2 separate regions of the Mus musculus genome follow, and region 1 is linked to region 2. A link is a loop called in an ENCODE intact Hi-C map of the cell type or tissue named here. Cell type or tissue: left cerebral cortex. All regions are shown on one strand. Each heading gives the region's core, and the rest is flanking DNA. Links, peaks and the distances in the headings are about the cores only. Region 1 has its middle 22 kb from the start of Gm35274. Region 2 has its middle 240 kb from the start of Gm35274.

What was found. A loop is a pair of places that touch in the nucleus more often than their neighbours do. Peaks named below come from ENCODE experiments on the same cell type or tissue, not always from the same donor. Only the 100,000 strongest peaks of a DNase experiment are listed, where the experiment ranks them.
Region 1: a loop joins it to region 2, with 14 times the contacts of the local background. A loop is called at or near these places in 2 of 42 quality-filtered maps.

What each region holds. Positions count from the first base shown.
Region 1 is chr12:97,712,088-97,724,849 of GRCm38, reverse strand. No RefSeq gene overlaps it. Among named protein-coding and RNA genes, the nearest start is that of Gm35274, 22 kb to the left of the region's middle. In left cerebral cortex, for the core only: no CTCF peak of the experiment used is centred there; DNase peaks (open chromatin) are centred at 4,110, 6,357 and 6,864; H3K27ac peaks cover 1,384 bases.
Region 2 is chr12:97,497,064-97,509,825 of GRCm38, reverse strand. No RefSeq gene overlaps it. Among named protein-coding and RNA genes, the nearest start is that of Gm35274, 240 kb to the left of the region's middle. In left cerebral cortex, for the core only: no CTCF peak of the experiment used is centred there; a DNase peak (open chromatin) is centred at 8,186; H3K27ac peaks cover 1,203 bases.

The sequences.
Region 1 (12,762 bases), core at 3,266-11,265, 210 kb before region 2:
CAATCGGCCCCAGAGAGCAAGTTTGGTACCCTGTGAACTCTCAGTGTTTATAGCCATCACGCTTCCATAGACCTGTGTTAAACTGAACAGTTATTGGCATAGGGACTCCAAAGTTTAATTATGTAAGGCAAATCAACTTTCTGCCATTTTTTTTAGCTGTGCAACTATATGCAATTTGGTTAACAACCTTTCTACAGAATCTTAATATGTAAGATGAGGATGATAACAGCATTTGGATCATGAAGTTGCTGTATAGGTTAAATTACATAGGCATGAATATGGACATAGGTATATAATGAGTCTTTAAAATGCAGTAAAGATTGTATGCCTGAGCCATTGTTTCACTGCTGTTATTGAGCACATTCTCATAGGTATTGTTTGTGCCATGACTTCTATATAGTCAGGCATCTGATGTCTTTATATTACTGCCTCATCACAAGCACCCAGTATGTATAATTGCTTCCCAGACATTTCTTTTTTTTTTCATGAGTAAGTGAATGATAAGTAAATATATAACTTCCAACTGGGTAGACAGGCAAACTCAGCATAGGCTATTAGATGTTAAAGGAGAAGGAATTGTTTTCCTACAGATTTGTTTTTATGTGTGAAAAACACTGCAATAGGAGCATTTTAATTCGTTTTCTCTGTTCTGATAACTAGCATTCTATTACATGAATTGACATCAGGTAAAACTGGTGAACTGAGTTTCCTAGTTTGATGACCACTGCCACCAAAAGCCAGTAGGGAGCTATTGAAAGCACATGAGGAGACTTGAAGTCAGTTGTTTTCTGGGCTAGACAAAGAGATGTGTGTAAGGTGCTGAGAGGCCTTGGTAAGTTGCTTCTATGGCTGGAAAAAGATAATGGACCAGCTCCTGTCCATCATGGAGAATTTTTTTAAAAAGATCTCTTCTTGACATGAGACAGAATCATACTTGCCACCCTACCACAAAGATGGCAGGTGACACGTTCCACCTCTGCCCATAAAACTATGGAACAAAGGAGGTTTAGGAACCATTGCTAGGAATTTAGCTCTTTAGGAAGCTGGAATCTGTTTAGGAATATGTGGAGAAGGATCAACTATCACCATGGTGTGTGCTCATAGTGTGACTACAACACCTTTGTTGCTCCCGGTATCTGTGAACAGTAGAGTTCTATGGATCACATCTCCTGAGATCTAGGTCTGGAATAGGGGAGGTTACGAGGAAGAGGGAGAGGCAAATAAAATGCTTAATCAAAAGCCAACAAAGCACATGGAAGCCAGCAATAGTTACGACAGACTAAACCACAAATTGGTAAGAGAAGAAGAGAATTTGATTACTGCCGATGAGATTAAATTAATACTGCAATCTGGTCTTCCATGTTCAGTATGATCAAGACAAATATAACAATGATACTTGTTTTTTTTTAAAAAAAGAAGCCTGAAATTGAGTATCTAATTCAAGTATACCTAAAAAGAGAGGAGTGGTTGTGATGTGACAATACAAATATCTGATAACCTATAGTTGTTTAAATTAAAGCTAGTTAATACTGCATAAATACCTACTATCATATAGTTGGTGAAATAAAGAGTTGGAGAGTGTTTAGATATAATCCATCCATAGTATACACAGTAGGCTGTGAAAATCTGTCTGGAAAGAGGGCAGAAAGGAAGGTGACAGACTGAACAACTTCAAATCACACCTTTTTGTGACTTAGAAGCATGACAGACTGAGTGGGAGAGAGGCAGAACTCCACAGTGAGCCTCAGCTCATGAGTGTCTCCTAGCTAACTTCACAGGTGAACACTTTGCAACAGTCATTTCACCCCATTCTCACCAAAATCCGCAACTTGATAGCCCTTTTCTCACAGGCAGCTAATTATCTTGCTTCGTTTTACTGAGAGCATATACTTCATTAGCAGAGGCTTCACATATACACATCACAAACTTTCTCACCCCATCTGGATCAGGACCCAGGCTCCTGCCTCCTCCTCCTTTCATAGAAAGCCCACTACCACTTTTGAACACCAGCTGCCATCTTTTCTCATCCCTCTTGCAGTGCTCATCTGCCTCTGCCTTTCTGAAGTTCTCCTCTGCTGGACCATTCTCATCTGAATTCAGCATGCTATGTCTGCATGCTTCCTAAAAAATGTCACCAGTCCAAATAGAATACAAAGGACAATCAAGTTCAACTACATGCTCAAGAGTTAAAAGACATCAAACCTCAGATGAAACTTTTGCCTGAGGACCTTGAGACTTGCTGATTCCTTTGCCTAGAGCACTCTCAGATATAAGCACAGTTTTCTCTTCAGCTTCCTTGAGTATTTAGCAAGCCTGTGTTTTACACTTTCCTTATGTACAAATACAAAAGACTATCTTCAGCACATTTCTCCACTTGTAGATGCTTTACTCTCCATGTCACAACTTAAAAATGTAATTACCATTTTTATTTGCTTATGCTTATCTTCCTATACAAGCATCTAAGCCTTGTAAATAGAGTTTTAATATGTTCTTTTTTGCTGCTACAACCTCACAATCTGGACAATGGAAATGAATTGATGTTATCAGCAAATATTTGCAAGTATGTATACACACTTGTAGATATGTAGTCAAACTGTGCAATTCTCAAAGTAAGGGAGGACCCTGAGCTCTAATATGTACTTTATCTACAAAAGAATGACAAACCAGAATCATATTTCTCAGGAATCACTAGAGACATATGATGACAATGGGACTAGTGGTATTTCAAAACACTGTCAAAAATAATACCCTAGAAAAAAATTTGTGTGCAGTGAACTCCCAATCTCAGCATGCACACATGCAATGACTTGTTTAGCTGTGTGAATGAATGAATGAAATGACATATTTTGGAGGATGAAAAGCTAAAGTATTATGTCAAATCAAAACAAACTACATACAGAATGACAATCATCACATTTTTCCTTCCATTTCTGAAAATGAATAAGAAAATAACATGAAAGAAGAGGTTACAAGGATTTATTAGAGACTGGGAAGAAGGCACAGAGGAGTGAGGAGAGGGCAAGAAAGGACATAAAGGAGATGGACATCAAGACAGTCCAAAATAAGCATATGTGACATTGTCACAGTTAAATTTGCTTATTCTTTCCATGGGGTTGTATTCTACATTAAGGCACAATTAACCCTCTTTCAGGGAAGGATGTTCACATGACACCCTGGTGATCCTCCAGGAGATGACAATGAGGGTCATCTCCATTGAAATGTATCCCTTCCCAAAATGACAAAGCCTCTCTGGCATGATTTTAAAGATTGGTTGTTACTTGCATGGGAACATATATTGACATCCCACTTGAATGCCATCCATCAAACATGTCACTCTATAAGCAGCCTCAAGACTGTATGCTTCTTTTTTGAGTAACTGAAATTATCAATAAGATGAGTATAGTCAAACAGTTAGGAGTTTCCATTTTAAAATCCTCTACAGAAATGTCAAGACACATCATACAAATCTGCATTTGCTTTCTTTGCCATCAGTGAAGGTTTGCAAAGTGTGAAGTCTAGTCCTTTTTTTCTTCTGAAATCGGCATGTATAGCAGACTCTAAAGAATGAAAGTGTGTCTTTCTTCCATAATGAGTTTTGAATAAAGATTTGATAAACTTTTGAATCCATTTTTGAGTAATGCATAGTCTAAGGACAAGAGAATGTGGCTTGCATAGTATATAACTTAAAAAATAAATTAAAATGATTTTAAAATAATTGTAAAACATTCATTTTAGTACAATATTTAATAGATCATTTACAAACCAGTTTCTTGTTTACTTCACTTGATTCTTCTATATATGATTTATCTTAAGCCTGAGAAATAAAGCAAAATATTTTCAACCCATATTGAGTTTAAGATTTTTAACTAAAGTTATTTAAATATACAAGTTGTAAGGTGATTTCTTATTGTAGCACTAATGGGGGATGCATATGACCAATATTTTATATATACACGTTTGAAACTATTACAATGATGTAAGGGTCATCCTCAGCTAGGTCTGTGTTCCGGAGAGAAGGGGTGTTTGAGTGAGGTGAAACAAATGACTTGAAGTCTAGTTGTGGATTACAAGCTGGTAGCATATGTTCTGCTCAAGGCAGCTTTCCAGATTGCTCTCTCTCTGTATTCTGCTCGAAACAGTGTTTTAGACTGTTCTCTATGTTCTGTTCTACTCAAGACAGCTTTCTCTTACTATTTTAAAGCTCTGTGGATAGTTCATCTCTTGTAGACCAAAAGCCCAGTCTTTCATTTTGCATATCAATTCAGTCTTTACCCCAATTTCCTTTTTGATTATCCCACAAATCGGCATCCCAGGACCCAAGACCCTTAATTCTTAAGAAAAGATAGCAAGCACAGAAAGTAAGATAGCTGGGTGGAACCCTGCCCTGGATTTACCATTCTGACCATACCTGGACCTAAATTTGCTCCATCTCAGGCTGACCTTGAACTCAGGAATCTGCCTGCATCTGTATTGTCTGTCTTTATATCTTTCTGACTAGCTAGCTCATAGTGCAGCTGCCACTGTTCCTTTAGAACTGTGAAGCTTCTTATACAATTCATATTGCATCCTTATACTTTGCAGAGTTGAGAAATTATGTATTTTCAAACTCATGTTTTCAGTGTTCTTTCCCACAGCCTTAAGGGCTGTCATGAAGGTCATAGTGTTCTAGCATTTTGCTGAGACATACATAAGCCCTCGCCTCCTGGATTCCTGCTGTCTTTGATTATTATGGAGTAATTAACCTTAGCATTCCTCAAAAGAGGAATATAAAAATATGTGCACTATTATACAAACAAACCTTTTACCCAGAGCAACCATCAACACTAGTGAGGCCCATGCCCTGTTAGCTCTGTTCGAGGGACAGGAACCCTTCTTTTACAATGGTCAAGTAGTATTGGGCACAATGAAACCCTTTTCTGTACATAATTAATGCATGCTAATGTATAAGAATAAAATCTGCTTATTATCTTCTATTTGAAATTTTTAGAGTTTCTTCCAAAATATGTCATCAAAATGGTTTAATTTGTGTTTTTCTTTAAACTTGGAAAATTAGAGAGAAAGGCCTCTGTTTTGTGAGAACATTATCCAGTTGTCTGCAGACCTAGTCTTTTAAAGTACTAAATGTTCCCCACTTTCTTTTCCAAACAGAAATTAGAAGCACCCTGCTTTGTTAGATAAGAGCCTCAGTCTTCAGCCGGAAGACTTGATGATAGCCATCTTAGAGAACATTTACCAAAACATTTCTCTTTAATAGCTTTCAGTAACTTGCTTTCTCCCCATTGTTGTTTCGAATGCTTCTTTGGATGGACATCCATGATTAAAACACAGGATAACATTGAACTACAATAATTTATGGTCACACAGTTCTGGAAGTCACCTTTGTGACTGCTAGTCAAGGTTAATAAGAGGCAGGTCCTCTGTGATGTGCCTACTTCAAGGCAGAAGAGCTGGGGGAGGGATTTTGTTTGCTGTAGGGGTGGCATTTGTGATATATATGCTAATTAAGAAAACCTATTTTAAAGTAGCATTATGATTTCATTTCACATAATGTTAATCAATTAATAAATGCACTTAATAAATATCAGTGACTATTTAATGCCAAGTAGTGTACTGATTTTTTTTTTTAAAGAACCCACCATAAGTCTTTCTTCTAGGTCTTTCTCACATTCTGTCTCTATTGCAATTCCCTCTAGAATGACATGGAAGAAACTGTGTGCCATGTAAACTGTCATGGAGACCAGAGAATCAGGAGTGAGGAAGCTACACAATTGAGCCATCATCTAACTAAGCTTGAACTATTTCATTCTCCTCCAGAAACCAAGCACACTAATCCAGCACAACTTTCTAAAAGTCATTATGCTTATGGTATTTATAATAACTGACTAATGTGCAATACATGATTAGAAATTAAAATGCCAGTTACTTTGTGTACTGTAGCACCTGCTGTAGCTGGTGTTAGATGTCAAACCCTCTCTTAATTTAATAGCTACCTATTTTAATCAATCCTATTGTGAAAAAGCAATACACCTAGGGTGAGGCTATCTGTACATGTCATTATTAGTTCTAGCTAAAGTGCATATGCAAGTATAAGACTACAGAAAAATAATGGCCTATTGCATGGGGTTTTGACTCATCCTATTGTGGTATGCACTATGCTATATAAGCAGCATATCTTTTTAAAAAAATTCTAAAACAATGACAAAAGTAAAGTGTAGAGACACAATACAAAAATGGACTGAATTTGGAAATACAGCTGCCCCCAACGGTTCTCCCCAATGCCATAGACCGTGTGAAGGCAGCCATACACTCTCTGCTGTAGTTTCTATCATTCAGTATTGTGTGCTCCAGAAAAGGTTGGTTAGCTTAGACTTTTTTTTTGTCCCTTGGTGAAAGTGTGATTTTTTTTTCTATCAACATGTATTTTAAGCTGCTTCTTTTATGGGCAGCAATGATCTTTTCCTGAATCTAATTCCTGAGTAACATGTGAGCTCTGTAGGTTTTATTTACAAGTTTCTGAGTCGTGGCTACAGAATTAAAAATTAAAAAGGGAATCTTAGCAAGTAATTAATGCGTTGTTTACTGTGACACCGTTTCTCCGTGTTCTGAAGTGTGTGGCATGAAACACAAGCCCTTCCTTTGCAGTCAGTCCTCCAGCAATGGCAGAAACCAGAAGTCAGCCAATAAAGGTCGTCGGAGAAAAAAAAAATCAAAGACCAAATGCTACTGAAAGTCACATTTAGGCTGAATCAGAGAAAGGATCCGATTGTTCCAGTTCTTCAGATCCAGGCTATCTCTTTCCTGTCTCCGAGTTTAAAAAAAGATGCATAGGCTTGTTCACACCAGCCCACTTCATCATGATACTTTATTGTTCTAGAAATGGCTGCAACTATCATGAGCTGTAGGTCAAGGCCATAAATAGAAAATAGGAACCAGGCTCCTGTTCCTAGGCAGCAAGAGCTATGATTCCTTCTTTGCTATCTACGCCTTCTACTCTTATTCTGTGTCAATAGCAGGGGCAGAATCAATGCATGGATATTTTGGCTCCGTAAAAGAACTGGAGTGTATCCTGCTGCCTGATATAACTTTTTGTCTAGAATTTCAAGAGAGAAAGAGATTATCTGTGATAAACTATACCTTTGGTTCCACAAAGGTCCTACCCCAGGCTCAGGTGCTGAGGCCAAGTTCTCAAGTATATAAGACATTGGCGTATGTGGGTCATCACACAAGTCAGGCAAAATCAGACAATGGTAGTCATGGAACCAGGTCCTAAGAAAGTTTGATTTATTATCTGGGTAGGAATGTTAGAGATAAAGTCTATGCAAAAATGTAAAAGACTTCATAAGATTAGATAATTTTTTTATATTAGGCATTGTGTTGCATTGGGCCTCTTCTCATGGAAATTAGACTTGACACAAAACTAAGTAGTTCTGGGGCATTTCCTTGTTTTGTAGCATCCCAATCACTTCAAGGATAAAAACAATAAGTTTTAGGAATTCACCATATAGCCTTCCTGAGCAACTATATATACGAATGGATGCTCCTAGATGCTCCTTCAACACCTGTAGAAAGTTTATTTGTTTTTAAATAACACATTTTATTCCAATTACATCCCACATTGAATTAAAAAAAACACAGATGTGTGAAACTCATATATTAGTTTCAAGTGACATCTAATTAATTAAACTCTTTGCAAACAGATCCTAAATAGAACTTTACCTAAATATTGGCAATACAAGTTGAATTTCCCTTGAATCTTCAGTTTAAAACTCAAATGTTTCCAACTCACTGTGCCTTGAGAACAACATTGGGGTAATTTTGGAAATATGTTGTATTTAAAGACTTTTTAAAATCACTTTCTTAAAATTGTGACAATAGAATTATTTTCCTCTGGAAATTGATGTCTGATCTGTCTTTCTATGAGGTGATATGTCTCCCTGAGGCTAAACATTTGCTGGAATATGCCATCCCTTTAAATTTTTGCCTTTAGCCTAGCCATGCAGAGGGAGTCAATAGCTTCATAGAAAGGTTGAGTAGTGAAGCTATTTAAGCCCCATTTACCTTTCTTTATGACTGTCACTGTGAGATCGTTCTTAAACATCTGAAAAAGAAAACTCCAATGTACCACATGGAATTTAACAAGTAACTCCTAATGTAGCATAAGTGTGTTTGCCTCCACACTTAAATGCTCTGTAGTTACATTTGTGCCTTCCAGACACACCAGGACTGTGGGACATATGAAATCACAGAGACTGTGACACCACACACAGCTCTAAGCTGTATGGGGTCCTCCTGCTGAGAAAGGAAGCAAACATGAACCCGATCCCTAAACTAGCAGCTATCTCCAATTGACAACTACTTACAAATGAAAAATTAGTTTTGTCCACTGGAACCTTATGGACCTAGAAACCACATTTAAGGGAAGTGCCTTGTCCAGTAGTAGCTGGCCAACACAAAACTGACTGGGTATTTTTGGTGAATAATGCTTTTCTTGGGCATTTTTAAAAAACATTACTTTTTCATATTTACCATGGTTTCTGATTTTGTGTTATGAATTTTGTGTGCATGAGTGCATGTATGTGTGAGTGCATGCTTGTGTACATACATGTGTGCGTGTGTGTTTCTCCTGCTTTTTCTGTTTGCTTTGTTGTCTTCTTTTTCATTTGTTTTTCAATTGGCCTGTTTGTTTTTTAAAAAGAATAGGAAGGCTTGGAATTAAATGGGTGTGGAGGGGATCTAGGGGAAACAAGGGAGGGAAATTGTGCTCACAATCTATTGTACCAAAAAAAGCAAACTGTTTTCATTTCCATCAGAGATGTACAGAGCATTCTAAAATGAGGCAAGGTAGACTTACAACAAGGGCAGAAAGAATGGACTGCCGTGACTAGTGATGTTTTCAAATCTTTTCTTCTGTGATTCTGTGCACTTTGGAGTGTTTTAATATATAGCTTCTTCCTGAATTATAAGAACTTAGTTTGATATTATTCATTGGCTATCAGAAAAGCAAATCCATTGTCTTACTCATTATTCAAAATCTTCGTCTTTATGGTATGTTAGTGTGCTGAAGATTTTTTTTTATGTCAGCTAGACACAAGCTATTGTCATCAGAGAGGAGTAAGCCTCATCAGAGAAAATGTCTCCATAAGAATGGGCTGTGGGCAAGCCTGAAAGACATTTTCTTAATTAGTGATTGATGTGAATTAGTGATTGATGTGGGAGAGCCCATCCTGTTGTGATTGGAAACACTGTGGTCTGGTGGTCGGGGTATAAGAAAGCAGGCAGAGTGAATCATGTAGAGCAAGCAGTTTAGCAGCACTCCTTTATGGCCTCTGCATCAGCACCTGCCTCCAGGTTCCTGCCCTGCTTGAGTTCCTGCCCTCACTGCTTTTGATTATGAACTGTTATACAAAACTGTGTGTGAACTAAACCCTTTTCTCCCTAGGTTGCTTTTGGTCATGGTGTTTCATCACAACAATAGTAACTTTAACTAGGACAGAAATTGGTACCAGGACTGTGGGTATTCTTTTAATAAACCTGTCCTTGTGTTTTTGAGAGGTATGTAGAGGGTCTTTTGAAATTTGAGCTGGTAAAGACATTGTTTGTTAAAACTTTGTTGAACTATTCTGCAGAAGGGAGGGCTATAAGAGAACACTAAGAGAAATGTAGAAAATGGAGGTCTGTCTTATGAAGTTCCACAGGGCAGTTTGAGAGTCACTTAAAGAATCTATCAGGGCCATTGCATATTTTGAATAAAGAAAGGGTCTGTGATTCTGTTCAGCTGGGGATGAATCTTCAGATGTGATTAATAGGAGACCAAGACCATTGAAAAGGAACCTTTGCATTACTGGTTACTGGGACAATTAGTGCTGGTTAGCTGAAACTGAGAAGTTAGTGGTAATTAAGAAAAGACCAGCATCACTGAGGCAAAATATTCTGGGGAAATATTTCCTCAGAGTCAAAATGCACAGTGCCTGTGTTCTGGATGGAGGTTGGGGGTGTCAATGTTGTATCACAAGCTGGCAGCCAGAATTGCTAGTTTAAGAGTTACCCAGGAGGTACTAGATTTGACAACATGAAGGAGTCATGGAAAGCAATTTTCTCTTGGCACTGTGAGACCCCAGAAAAGGCAATTAGGGATAGTCTAGTCTCAGTGGCAGTTGAAGACTCAGGACTGAAGGGGCCATATAGAGAGTACAGTACCATTGAGTTCAGATTGGCATTAGGAAGAGAGTCTATGAGAGGCCTTGGTTGAAAGTGGAGCCCAATTGCAGCAGAAGATCCCAGAATTTTGGAGATACTAGTACAATGGGATGGCCATGGAGAAGTGCAGCAGTGTTGGTGTGGAGCCAGAAAAAGCCTAGAAGACAAGCTCCCTGTCCTGCAGAGGGAGGAGCTTGAGATAGGACATAAGGCCATTGGAGAAGCCCAGAAGAGCAGGAGAGAATCTCAACCATTGGCCAGTGAGTTATTTACACTGTTGTAGTTCATTTTTGCTTTGCTTTGTTTGTGACTGTACCCTGGGTCTTCCCTCTTGAAGTAAGAAAATATTTAATTTATTTGTTGATCTTACAGAGCCCCATAGTTGAGAAGTATTCTGTTTGAAAAGACATTGGATATTTAAAAGAGACTGAATTTTTAAGTGTTTTAATATTTAAACGTTGTGGGACTTTTTACGTTTGTAAGATGTTTTTTATTGCAATATCTTTATTAATGTGTAATCTTGGAGATAAACAATAAAGGAAAGGTTATGGATTAATAGTGTTAAGTTTGTGTGTCAAATTGACAAAGGATCAGTTGTGCTAGCCAGTTTTCAATCAACTTGACACCAGCTAGACTCATCAGAGAGGAGAGAGAAAGTGTCAGGTGAGAAAATAACTTGGTAACACTGGACTGTAAGCAAGTATATAGGGCATTTTTCTTAATTGGTGATTGATGGGGGAGAGGCCAGCCCATTGCCACTCCTGGGCTGCTATTTCTGAGTTCTGTTAGAAAGCATTCTGAGCAAGCCATATGGAGCAAGACAGTAAGCAGCATCCCTCTATGGCCTCTACATCAGTAGTTTGACTCCAGGCCCCTGCCTTCTTTGAGTTTCTGTCTTCACTACCCTCAATGATGAGCAGTGATGTGGAAGTGAAAACCAAATAAACTCTTTCATTCCTAAGAGGTATTTGTGCAGCACTAAAGTGTGAAAAAAATGAGTAATTTGTTACAAAATATTATTAAAAACCCTATCTTTGAAACATAGGTTCAATTCCTCATCTATAACTCTGAACACTACCGCTTAGGCAATCCAATTTTAACTTAATATTTCTGCCTTCTTACTATAGCCCTACTCCAGGAAAATGAATTGATTTTTGTTTCTTCCTTTGACTAAGAAAGTTGAAAGAGGCTCTACAGAGCCACAGCAAAACAAGAGTATGACTTTCCTGACAGTCTGTCGAGTCAGTTTCAGTCTGGCTTTTGTTAGAAACCTTACTCTCAAGATGTGATTGAAGAATATTTCATCAAAGGATGATTTAATGCTGTGAACAGAGCAATAGGATCAGCTAAGAGAAGAAAAACTCCCAGAATCTACCCTAAGCTAAAACAGCAAAGACTCACAAGGTTAGAGGTGAAGAGTGTGGTCTGGTTGAGACCTGCTAGGGTTTCCAGGGTCATGGACCATGGAACAATCACCAACCATAGAGTACATATGGTGGGACTCATGGTTCCAGTTGCATATGTATCAGAGGATGGCCTAGTCTGTCATCAATGGGAGGAGTGGTCCTTGGTTCTGTGAAGGCTCTATGCCCCAGTGTAGGGGAATGCTGGGCCAAGAAGCTAGAGTAGGTAGGTTGGTGAGCAAGGGAAGAGTGTTTTCAGAGGGGAAACCAGGAAAGGGGATAACATTTGAAATGTAAATTAAGAAAATATCTAAGAACAAAAGAAAAAAAAGAAATTGGACAGAGATACGTGGCTAGTACTAAAACTGGGGGCAGTTTATTAAGTAAAAAACTATTAACTAGAACTTGGGAGAAAACAGCTTAACTGTGCCTGTGTCATATGAACTTTGGTCTTTATACATTATAGATTATTTGCATAGTGTGCTGTTACTGTGCATGCTCTGTCTGGTGCTTTGGAGGCATGCTGGGTAAAATTTCAAGTCTTTTTCTCTGTCAAACATTTCTATATGCTAATTCTGACCTCACTCTCTGTTCTACCCACCTGCTAGTTACAGCTCAGTTGGAATTGGACTTTATAAGAGCTTCAAAAGTCTCAAGAAGTTGTGACCCACTTAAGGTCTAGTATAATAGAAGGTCGGGGAGTTACTAGTCTAGCCGACACTTGTTCCCACCATTCTGTGGACCTGCTGATGCCTCCCACTATTTAAACCCCACTGGAAGTGAGACTAAGGGCTTAGCTCCCTGGTAGTACAGCCTAGAGAACTCAGCTTCATCTGCACACAGTGTATGTGATACATGGAACAGGTGGGACAAGAAAAACAAAAAGCACTACCCTGAAAGTTAAGTTAGCACAATGCAGGAGAATAAAGCCTCAGTCATGGACTGTGCAACCAAAGATATACAAATTTGAGTTTGGGTTTTTACAAGATCAGTAGAGTGATACTAGGCAAGGTATTTAACTTCCCCAAATTACCCCCCCCCCGTGCATTATAAAAATAGCATAACCTACTTTTGAAAAATTATTATTGTTAAACTTTTTTTTTAGAAGATAGAAACTTATAATCATGTTTTATTAACTCTACGACATATCATACTGGTTTGT
Region 2 (12,762 bases), core at 3,235-11,234:
TTTCAGGTGGGTTTTATAGGTACATGAAAGGTTACAAACATATCCTGATATTAAATAGATATACAGAGTCATTTAAAGGAGTCAATTAGTTTAAAATAAACCCCAGTTGTGATATGAAGTTTTAAGATCTATTCTTTGAAAATTTAAAATGACGTCTCCATTTCCTCAAACAATTATGAGACAACAAAATGAAAGAAGTCAACAAATCAGTCATTATGTACTTTCTATTTCCCAGTCATTGTTCTAAATGAAAGTCTCTCTAAATCATTTGTATGAACGCTGATTGCACTCTTTCTGTATTAGTTTAACTGATGGACTAAAACCTCCAGGGTTATTCTGTGGGAAGCTGGAGAAACCAAATGCCTCTGAGTCATGGCAGTGGTAAAGGCTTCCCCATAAGGATCAGGCTCAGAACTGACAAATCCTTCCTCTAGTCTGTGTGCGAATATTGACAGTATGTGCAAAAGTTAGCAAATGCAACTCCCTCCTCTGGGATGATTGCAAACTAAGATTTAGCTCCTCCTCTCAATGCTGTAGAGAGAGAGAGAGGGGAAGAGGGAGAGGGAGGGGGAGGGAGAGGGAGAGGGCAAGTGGAGAAGAGGGAGGGAGGAGGGAGAGAGAGAGAGAGAGAAAGAGAGAGAGACCTTGAGGTTCAGTTTGTTGCTTAGTTGGTGTTGCTCCAACAGAGTGAACACAGCCCACCTGATCAATCTTCTCTATATATGTGTCTGTCCTTTCTCTCTACTTTCATTGCATCAGTCAGGTTTCTAGGACCAAGCCACATAGGACACAGCAATATTAAGTTATCAGTCCAAAGCCACCAATTTTCTGTGGCAAAATTGGAATACAGGAGATGAACTCTTTTTTTTTTTTCATACTGGTGGCTGTGAACAACATACAGGACTCTTAAGAGTATGTGTTGGACATAATACATAAAACAAGTTAATATAAATCTCCTTGGAAAAATATCCATGGAAACGATGAGACATAGGATGATAGAGACAATAATGACGAGAAAGAGTCATAAATTCTTATTGTGAACATCAGGCTGGAAATCTCAACAGAATCCCTAAAAAGAAAAGCTTAGGGGCTAAAGTCCAGAAAAAGCTATCTGGATTAAAGACACATAACTCTAAAAAGCTTGAAGTTATCCATTTTGCATAATAGGTTGATTCTTTATCATGTGCATGAATAAGTTATTTTCATTCCCAAATCATATATTAAAAGTTTTAATGAAATATTGCACTGAAATATTTTGGCATACAATAAACATGCCACCTCTGTCTACATAACTAAATAAGATATTCATGGGGAAGTTATTCATAGTTTGGATTCTATGAAAACACATCGTAGGGGTGCATAATTTGTTATTCTATGACCAAGGAGTAGACGAGGATGGCAGAAGTAAAGAAAAACTGAAGTGAAGCATGGGAAGTGAAAGAGTACTTGGGAAGATGTAGTCGATTGGATGATCTTAAACTTCTCCCTGTAAGAAGTACATTCTGAGAAAAAAGAAGTATGTAGCTCCTATCTCCACTTGGTCATTTGTTTATCTCACTGGGTGCCCATCAAGTTCCCACAACTCCAAGTTGAGATCATTGCTTCTGAAGCAAATAAACCAATACTAATTTATTTTACCAAAATCCAGAAATAAATACTTCAGAAGTGGTTTTTGATTAAATACTTTGTATTATTTTATTTTTCTTATTAAAAAAAGATTTATTTATTCGTTTTATGTAAGTACACTGTAGCTGTCTTCAAACACATCAGAAGAGGGTGTCAGATCTCATTAGAGATGGTTGTGAGCCACCATGTGGTAGCTGGGACTTGAATTCAGGACCGTCTAAGAGCAGTCAGTGCTCTTAACCGCTGAACCATCTCTCCAGTCCCCTATTTTTCTTATTTTTATGTTTATATTTTGAAGTTTTTCATTAAAATAAAATAATGTCATTAGATGCAGTAAAATCCTTCGACAAAACCCCAACACCCCTTCATGATAAAAGTTCTGGAAAAATCAGCAATGCATAAGATATACCTAAATGTAATGAAGGCAATTTACAGGAAGCCTATTGCCAACATCATATTACATGGAGAGAAACTCAATGCAATTCCGCTAAAATTAGGAATAGCACAAAGTTGCTCACTCTCTCCATATCTCTTCCATATACTACTTGAAGTTTTATCTACAATAAGACAACTTAAGGAAAGAAAAAGCCAAATGATCTTTATTTGCAGAAGATATTTGTATGCAAAACTGACTCTAAAAATTCCACCAATGAATTCCTATAGCTGATGAATACTTTCAGAAAAGTGACTGGATATAAGACTAATTCAGAAAAAAAAAAAAAAAAAAAGGAAAAAAAACCCAAAAATCAGTAGCCTTTCTATAAACAAATGACAAATGGACTGAGAAATAAATCAGGGAAGCACTACTTTTCTCAGTAACCTTAAATAATATCTTGGAGTAACACTAACCAAGTTAAAAAAAAAAAACTTAAATGATAAAAACTTGACGTCATTGAAGAAACAAGTTAAAGAGTATATCAAAAGATGGAAAGATCTCCTGTGCTCATGGGTGGGTAGGATTAACATAGAAAAAATGTCCATCCTATTAAAAGCAATCAACAGATTCAATGTAATTCTCATCAAAATTTCAGCACAATTATTGGTGGATCTCAAAAGGGCAAATATCAACTTCATATGGAAAAACAAAAGACCCAAGATTAGATTAAAAAAAAAATCCTGAACAATGAAAAAAAAAAAAAAAAACCAAAACCTTCTGTAGGTAATACTATCCCTGATTTCACAATGTTCTACAGAGTTAGAGTAATAAATACCACATAATATTGGCATAAGATCATCTGAGCTAAATGGAACTAAATGAATTGAAGAACCAGAAATAAATGCAAAAACCTATGAGCACCTGAGTTTTGAGCAAGAAGCTAGACATACACACTGCAGAAAATATCTTTAACAAATGTTACTGGTTAAACTGGATATCTGCATGCAGAAGAATGCATATAGATCAATTTTTATTACCAATGCACAGAACTCATGACCAAGTGTATCAAGGACCTCAAGATAGAAATATATTCACCTGATAGAAAAGAGCCTTGAACACATTGGCACAGGAGGTAACTTTTTGAACAAAAACACTGAAAACGAAGGCATTAAGATTAATAATTAATAAATGAGACCTCACAAAAACTGAACATCTGTAACACCAAGGATGCCATTAATCAGACAAAGTGGTAGCCTAAACAATAGGAAAAATTTTTTAGCAACTCCACATTTGACAGAGGACTGATACCCAAAATATATAAAAGCAATGAAACTAAATATCAAACGTCCCAAATAATCCAATTTAAAATGGGGTACATACCTAAACAGAATTCTGATTAGAAGAAATTCCAATAGCCGAGAAATAAAGAAATGTTCAACATCCTTAGTCATCAGGGAAATGAAAATCAAAACTACTTTGAAATTCCATCCAACATCTGTCAAAATGGCTAGGATCAGTAACACAAGTGTCATTTCATGTCAGAGAGAATATGGAGCAAGGAGACCACTCCTCCATCGCTGCGAACTTGTACAGCCACTGTGGAAATCACTACAGTGGCTTCTTAGAAATTTAGGAATCAATCTAACTCTAGAGCCAGCTATATATCTTTTTTTTTTTTTTTTTTTTTTAGTGTATACCTACCACATTTTCCAGCCTTAGTGTGAGAGCTTTTGCCTTGTTTCATATGTATTTTGTTTTGTTATCTTTGGTTGTCTCTTGGAGGCCTGTTCTTTTCTGAAGAGAAAGGGAGGGGGAGTGGATCCAGGAGAGAGGGGAACTGGAGGAGCTGGAAAAAGTAAGACAGTGTACTTGGGATATATGATATGTACAAGAGAAGAATATGTTTTCAATATTAAAAAATAAAATAGAATTACATTTCTCTTCCCATTTCTCCCTCCAGCTCCTCTCAGCTACCTTCTTTAGTACCATGGCCCCTTCAAGTTGATAGCATTTTTTCATTGATTATATGTGATGTGTGTGTGTGTGTGTGTACACAAAAATACTAAAATACCACCTACTGAGTCTGTTGCTGTTTGTTTCAAGATGGACAACAGTGCATCAGCCAACCAATAAAGAGACTTATCTCTTGGTGAAACTAGCTCCTCGTCTTCCAGAAGTCAAGTGTTGCCTATAGTTCTTTGTCTTGGGGTGGTGTTCCAAACCAGGAAACCCTTCCACATTAACATGTCATTGAGACTGCCATTGTGCTTGGTTGTGTAACTATTTCTAGGAGAGTTGTTTCACAGCAGACCTCTTGGTGTTCTGGTTCTTATATTCTATCCAAACCCTATTTCATAATGCCTCTTGAGCCAAAGCTTCAGGAGCTGTGATATAGATACATCCATTTGGCCTAGTCTCCTCAAAGCCTGTTGATATCTGCATTGTGTCCAGTAGTGGTCTTCTTCAATGCTTTCCATTGGCTATAAATAAACGTTTCTTTGATGAGGGGTGGTAAATACACTTACCTGTGAGAATAGGGATAAAACCATAAAATAACTGACAATAAATGTTAACAAGGTTGTGAAGAAAAGGGACACTATTTCACTATTGCTAGAATTGCAAATTGCTATAAATGAAATCAGTATGGAGAATCCCTCCAAACCAAACTAAACACCCTCAAAAAAAATCTATGGACCTAGCTATAACACTCCTTAGCAAACCATATGCCCAAGGGATTCAACATTGTACTTCACAGATACTTGGACAGACATGTTTGTAGATGCCCTATTTACAATAGCCAGTAAATGAAAGCAACATAAATGTCCAATAGATGGGTGGATGATGAAAATGTTGTATATATACACAACAGAATGTTATTCTGCTATAAAGAAGATGGTATAAAGAAAGTAAAATCATGAAACTTGAAGGTTAATATATAGACCTTAAAAAGGTTATACTGAGTGAGATAACCCAGACCCAGAAAAAGAAATGACACATGTTTTGTCTCATCTACAATTCCTAGGTCCAAATTCTTCAGATTGAGTATACTGTAGAAACTAGGAAAATTTAAAGCAACCACAGGTTGTGATAATGCAGGGCTCAGAGCAGAATATAGGTGATATGAACTGGGAGCTCCAGCTGTAGATGAAGGAGACATGTTACTAAAGCAGACAAAGAGGAACAAATAATATCAAGGTTTTTGATATTATCTTATCTTTGAATTGCATTTTAGAATTGCAGAGTTGACTTGCAAATATGTTTAAAATTCTTATTTAAAACTTTTCTATTTGAGAATGAATTTCATACTGCTTATGTGTTTTCTAATTTACCACTGCTCATTCACTACTACCCCTAACCTGGGTCTCCCACCTTGATATTCTTTTTTTTTTTCTAACTCTACTGTCTACTCAGTACAGTTTGTATATCCATAGAACATTCTACAGGAACATTTACAGCCCCTGAAGAAAACTGACACGTATCCACTCCAGCAGCCATTGACATTAGCTCCTTAGGTAGAATTGAGACTTCATGTGGCCCCCAACACCTATCTGTGAATTTTTGGCTAGCTTGATCATATATAGATCATGTTCATGTAGTTTCAACTATTGTGACTTCATGTGTGCAATGTTTCTGTCAGGTCTGGAAAATAGTTGTGTTGCAGACAATCATTGCATATGGCTCTTCAATCTTTCTGCCTTCTCCTTCTTGATGATTTCTGATACTTAGGTATAGGGTATATGATATAGCCATCACATTTAGAGATGGACACACCACAGTCTCTAATTCTCTGTATCTTGTTTCTCATTCCCCAACAAATATTTGTTAGCATGGTTGTAAGAATTAAATTTACTTTCCTAATATTAGTAGCAGATCCATAACTTGAAGTATTCATAATTTTCAGTTATTCAATTCAATCCCCCTTTTGTTAAAAAATAAACAAAGAGCTAAATATTACCATGTAATGAGAATGACTGTTTTATAGCCTTGAAAAGTGTTATTTAACTTACCATTTTCTACTGGTAAGTTAAGACTTTTAACTGGGACTTTGATAACATAATGAAACACCAGGTGAAACATTTCTCATGAGATAATAGCAACTACGATAAGGTCATTTAGCCTACCTTCAGTTTTCCAGTAAGGCATAGTTCAAAGACTGCCATCCATACAAGTAGTCAAGAACACCAAAGTCTTTCAAAACAAATCACTCTGCTTCTTCAGAAGTCTCAAAGTTTCCCTCAAATAAGAGTTTACGTGATTCTGATCAGTTGTGGACATGTTTAATTGTTTCTTGATGCTGTAAAGAATAAAGCATATTTAACAAGGGATGAGAGCAGCATCCATATATGTGTATGGGTCTTTTGAATGCAGTTGGGAGTTATATTGGTTTAGGAATATGGACATGTCAGGTTCTTCTCAAGATTTCATAAGCTTGCCAGTCATACATAGGTGCCTAGGTTTGTAGTACAAGGTATGACTTCTCTCCTATTGAATATGCCTCAAGTCCAAGTAGACAATTAAATGGCTATCAGCTATCCCAACATGTTCTGTTTGGCACCCATTCTCAGTTAATGGATTTACAATGCAGCCCTACATCTAAGCCTCAGAAAACATCACAAAATAGGGGATGTAAAATTTGTAAGAGTCATAGGTCCAACATGTCTATTGTCAGTGAATGTTGTTGGTGTTCCAACGCGGATTAGGAAAATCTCACAGGACTCTACACATAGATGAAAAGTTATAAGCAATTGATGACTGCTGAGGAAGAAATAATCAGTCATTTCCAGGGATAATCCCCACTATAGGTTTTCCAATCCTAATTTTCCAATGACTCAGCAGAGTGTGTGTGTGTGTTTTTTTTTCTGTGCTGCTTGGCTGACATGATTGCTACTTGTCATCTTCATGCTGTCTATCTATCTATCTATCTATCTATCTATCTATCTATCTATCATCTATCTATCTATCATCTATCATATATCTATATATCATCTAGATATAGAATGGTAGATATAAAAAGGATCCTACAGTATATCCAACATCCATTTTTGATGTAGGATAGTATCATTTGCAACACACATCATTTTTTTTTACCTACATTAGTTGTTGTGTTAGTGTGACACTATAGATGGACATCCCTAATCACCACCTATCATCTGTGTGTCGATCCTGCTGTAATTACTCAATCTAGATAACCCTAATCCTGCTTCTGCTTCATATGCTTGTTTCTTTGAAGACTCTGGTCATAACACGGACATTTCTGTTCCATATGCCCTGTAGCCTCTTCTGCTTCTTTCTGTGACCCCCTCATGATATTACTGGCTCTCTTCTAATCTGGAAGTATAATAAATGATCTTTTGACTATGTTGGCCTTGCCATGCTATAAACTACTTGTTTTAAAATTGACAAACTTCTTTCTTTCTTTCTTTCTTTCTTTCTTTCTTTCTTTCTTTCTTTCTTTCTTTCTTTCCTTCTTTCCTTCTTTCTTTCTTCCTTTTTTCTTTTGATTTTTTTGAGACAGGGTTTCTCTGTAGAGCCCTGCTGTCTTGGAACTCACTTTGAAGACCAGGCTGGCCTTGAACTCAGTAAAATTGACAAATTTCTTATGTTCAGGTTGAATTTCTGTCCTTACTGTGCTACTGGAATTGTAGTGAACATTCTATTCATATCTCTGCTTTTTCACTTATCTTTTCAACCATTCATCTGGAATAGATGGATGAATGGATAAAATATAATAGTTTGATACCAATTTAAGTCTACATAAAATAAATTGTTGGATTACCCTTCCTACACTTAATTTTGATTACTAAAGACTTATGTATATGATATCTTATTTCACTACGGATCTTTTATATTTTATTCTCAATTATATACTTAGAAAAGTATATTTTACTTTTAAGAAAAAATTTCCATGTTTCATAGTAACTTATTTTCCTTTTTATAGTTTGAGTGGATTTTTGTTTGATAAAACATTTGGTTGAGAATAAAATGTATTTTATGCTGACATATAATTCCAAGTACTGCTTGCTATGATTATCCCTAAATAAAATTAAATAGAGCTTCAACTGTCTTGTGATCTGACAAGACATGGGTGATTTGCATGTGAGATTATTCTAGGAGATGACAAGACGCAAGGGCAGTCTATTTTGGATGTTTGAGCTGGCAACACTCACTTCTCTGCTGGTCACACCTGCCATATGTTGGCTCCGCTTTTCTTCCAACTGTTTTCCTCCCTAAGAATGACTTCAAGGCAGGAGACATCACTTCCCACTTCTGGATCTGAGAAGTGTTAGTATTTGCATACCAAGCAATTTGCTTTTTGCTAAAGGATCTCAATGTGTGTTTTGATCCCAGGGTCTTTTCTTGGGGTAGCTGAGAAATTCATAAGTAAAGCCATTTTCTCCCAGTGCCAAAAAGCAAAATTCATTTTGCTTTCAAATCTATCACTGAGGTCTTCGGCTCCTAAGAAAGATTGGCATGCCTGGAGAATGAGATTGGGTTCTTTTGGGAGATGAAATAAGACTTTCAAGGCTATATTGTAGATAAAAATGTGAATTCTGCAGCATGAACTAGCACAAGGAACTTATATGTGATGGGCCATATTTGGAATTGAGCAAAGCAGATAGAAATAAAAACAAAGGTGTATTAGGGTAGCTTTTGTCACTGATCATGGTTTTGAACTGAAACATTGCTACAGTTTGAATTTCCCCCAAGCTAGAAATGAGCACTTTAGATATGGACTAAGATATTTCATACATTCCTTAAAGTAATTTTCTTTTATCATTTTTAGTATGTCTTTTAAAAATTCATTCTTCTTGCTACATATTAGTATGAAGCAAACTCTCAAAATCTCAGTTCTTGTGAATAAAAAGGAAACCATTAGAAGCCAAAATAGCTTAAATTTTTTAACTTGCAATGTTGAAATTATGAACATTAATATCAAGAGCCATTAAGCTGATCAGATGTTTTGAGCCTTTCTACAAAAGGTGTTTTTCTAGGGGATTGCTTATTCAAAATTGTTTCTATCTGTGTCGTAGAGTTATGCCTTCAGGTGAAATATGTCCATCATCTCAGAAAACAACGAGTAACAATACTTGGTGGGATTAATTATCTTAGACTTTAACAAAAATGCCTATGAGATATCAGGTATGTGTTGACATGTCTCAGCTTCCAAATAATTTATCATCTGAAAAGAAGGACAGACAAGAGAACAAGTCCAAATTGAGAAAAAGGGTATCTTTGAAAGACATAGTGATATAGGAAATGTAAATGTAATATGTTTTGAGTGCAGAGACTGTAGCCTCATACTTGAGCTATATAAAGAGAGAGCTGTTTAGAATATTTATTTACTTTCTATCAAGATTATTTGACAGTAGTAATAAAAAAGGGAGAAATTAAATCTAAAGAATGAAATATAAACTATATATGAGAAACCTGAACGCAGCAAAATGTAATAGCTATGTGGTTAGTAATCAGTCCTTTGCCTAAGATGGTCTCACAGCTCTGGGCTGTTCTACCACTGCTGCCTTGTGATATTCTTGAAGTCTTAGGAGAGTTAGAGGAACCAAGTTAGCATCTTTTCCTTGTAGTTCTGCAGCTGGGTACAGTTCTTTCTACCTCGATCATTTGTGCTATGAAAACTGGTTCAAGAGGATCTTGAAGTGTCCCAATTCAGGAACACTCCCCAGTCCAGGGTATATAGTGAGATCCTGTCCTGAAAAACTAAAAAGGACTTAAAAGTGCATGATTTTTATAATCAAGATGAGAAAGCAGATATCTTGTCTACCATGATTTGCGCAATCATGTCTCTTCTTATGTTTACTCAATGTAAAGAATGAGTAGTTGAAACATATATAAATCACACAGAGTAGCATCTGAAACACAGTGAACACGCAGCACCTATTGTATGTTGGCTCATCATAAATACTCAGTAAATCAGGACAATTACTCTTGAGTACCTGTAGTAATGTTAGAAAGAAAAACAACAATTCTTTATGGACATCAGTAATATATTGCCACAGTTGATATCTTCTGGGAATAGTTTCATAATATGAAAATTGTTGGAATGGAAGAAAAAAGAATGTGGATATTTTCATTAAAAAAAAAAGAAAAAGAAAAACACTTTTTGAAGGAGAGATTGAAGAAAATGGCCATCCAATAAGTGGCCCAGTCTGAGACAAATCCCATGTAATAGAGTGTATCTTTTACAATATTAATGTTACTCTGCTATGTTTGCAGATAGGAACCTAGCATAACTGTCTCCTGACAGGCTTCATACAGCAGTTAATGGAAACAGATAGAGAGACCCATAGCCAAACATCAGGCAGAGAAAGGGGAGTCTTAAGGAAGAGTCAACAAAAGAACTGAGGTAGCTGGAGAGATCAAGGATATGACAAGAAGCCGCTTTTCAGAGTCAAATAACCTGAGCCAATGAGTTACTGAACCATGAGCCCAGCATACTTGTAGCAAAAGTGCAGTTTGGTCTTATTTGAATCCCTTAAAAATTGAAGAGGGCCTGAGATTCTAACCCCATTAAAATTGGGCTCAGAGCTAAACAAAGAATTCTTAACTGAGGAATATCGAATGGCTGAGAAGCACCTGAAAAAAATGTTCAACATCCTTAATCATCAGGGAAATGCAAATCAAAACAACCCTGAGATTCCACTTCACACCAGTCAGAATGGCTAAGATCAAAAATTCAGGTGACAGCAGATGCTGGTGAGGATGTGGAGAAAGAGGTGGGATTGTAAGCTTGTACAACCACTATGGAAACCAGTCTGGCAGTTCCTCAGAAAATTGGACATAGTACTACCGGAGGATCCAGCAATACCTCTCCTGGGCATATATCCAGAAGATGTCCCAACCGGTAATTAGGACACATGCTCCACTATGTTCATAGCAGCCTTATTTATAATAGCCAGAAGCTGGAAAGAACCCAGATGCCCCTCAACAGAGGAATGGATACAGAAAATGTGGTACATTTACACAATGGAGTACTACTCAGCTATTAAGAACAATGAATTTATGAAATTTCTAGGTAAATGGATGGATTGGGAGGATATCTTCCTTAATGAGGTCACCCAATCACAAAAGAACTCACATGATATATACTCACTGATAAATGGATATTAGCCCAGAAACTTAGAATACCCAAGATACAATTTGCAAAACACATGAAACTCAAGAAGAACAAAGACAAAAGTGTGGACACTTTACCCCTTCTTAGAATTGGGAACAAAACACCCATGGAAGGAGTTACAGAGAAAAGTTTGGAGCTGAGATGAAAGGATGGACCTTCTAGAGACTTCAGCACCTGAGGATCCATCCAATAATCAACCTCTAAATGCAACACCATTGCATATGCCAGCAAGATTTTGCTGAAAGGACCCAGATAGAGCTGTCTCTTGTGAGGCTATGCCAGTGCCTGGCAAACACAGAAGTGGATGCTCATAGTCAGTTATTGGATGGAACACAGGGCCCCCAATGGAGGAGCTAGAGAATGTACCCAAGGAGCTAAAGGGGTCTGCAACCCTATAGGTTGAACAACAACATGAACTAACCAGTACCCCCCAGAGCCCCTGTCTCTAGCTGCATATGTAGCAGAAGATGACCTAGTCGGCCATCTTTGGGAAGAGAGGCCCCTTGGTCTTGCAAACCTTATATGCTCCAGTACAGGGGAATGCCAGGGCCAAGAAGTGGGAGTGGGTGGGTAGGAGAGCAGGGGCAGGGGGATTGGGAGGGTATGCGGGACTTTTGAGATAGCATTTGAAATGTAAATGAAGAAAATACCTTTTAAAAATTGGGAAAAAAATTGAAGAGGGAATATCTCTGACTCTGTTACCAACCATTGGCTCCCCTTCCCTTAACTGAACTGCCTGGTTGGGCCTCAGTGGAAGAGGATACTCTTAGGTCTACAATGAAGCAAAGTCCCAGGGTGGGTTGGTAATCAAGGGGGACTTCCTTTTCTCTGAGAAGGGGAGTGAGTGGGTAATGGTCAGAGAGTCTAGAAAGGTTGGGACTGGGAGGAGAGGCGGGACAGGGCCCACTATCAGGATGTAAAGAGAATAAACTTAAAAACAACAAACCAAACAAACAAAAAATTTGTTTTGAAAGCCAGACAATGGATGGGTTCAAATATTACGTGTTTCTTCATTATACTTTTCCTTGTGCCACCTGTTCAGATTGCTATATCTAAGGGTTGAGGAGCAACTGAGAGCACAGATATGAGCAACAATTTATAAATTAGGAAACTAGAAATGTTAGACATTTAAATTGTGATCTATTTGATGAAATTCTGATATTTAGAAATAGATACAGAGGAAAGGAAGGCACTAATTTCAGAATTACGCTTAGAATTATGATTTAAGTCCTTACTTCTCTCTCAATTGGATGAAACTTTTCTGAAGTGGCAAGTTTTGTGAGCAGTGCCTTGTCATTCATTCTCTGTAGTCTATGACCTCGGCCTCTGGGGATCCTGTGGGCTTATTCCAAAGTACATTCCTACCCGACTGAAAATTCTGCAGTAGTATAGAGCCTTGCAATCAGAGTTGAAGGCTTTGTCACCAACATGAATTCTTAAGAAAAAATTATCTCCAAATGTATGTAATTGTCCTTCCATGGAAGGCCATTTGAAATTTCTATTAAGCAAGCACAAATATTCTCTGAAAACCGGGATTAGATCTTCTTTGAAGGTCTGGTAGAACTCTGCACTAAATCCATCTGGTCCTGGGGTTTTTTTGTTTTTTGTTTTTTGTTTTTTTTTTGTT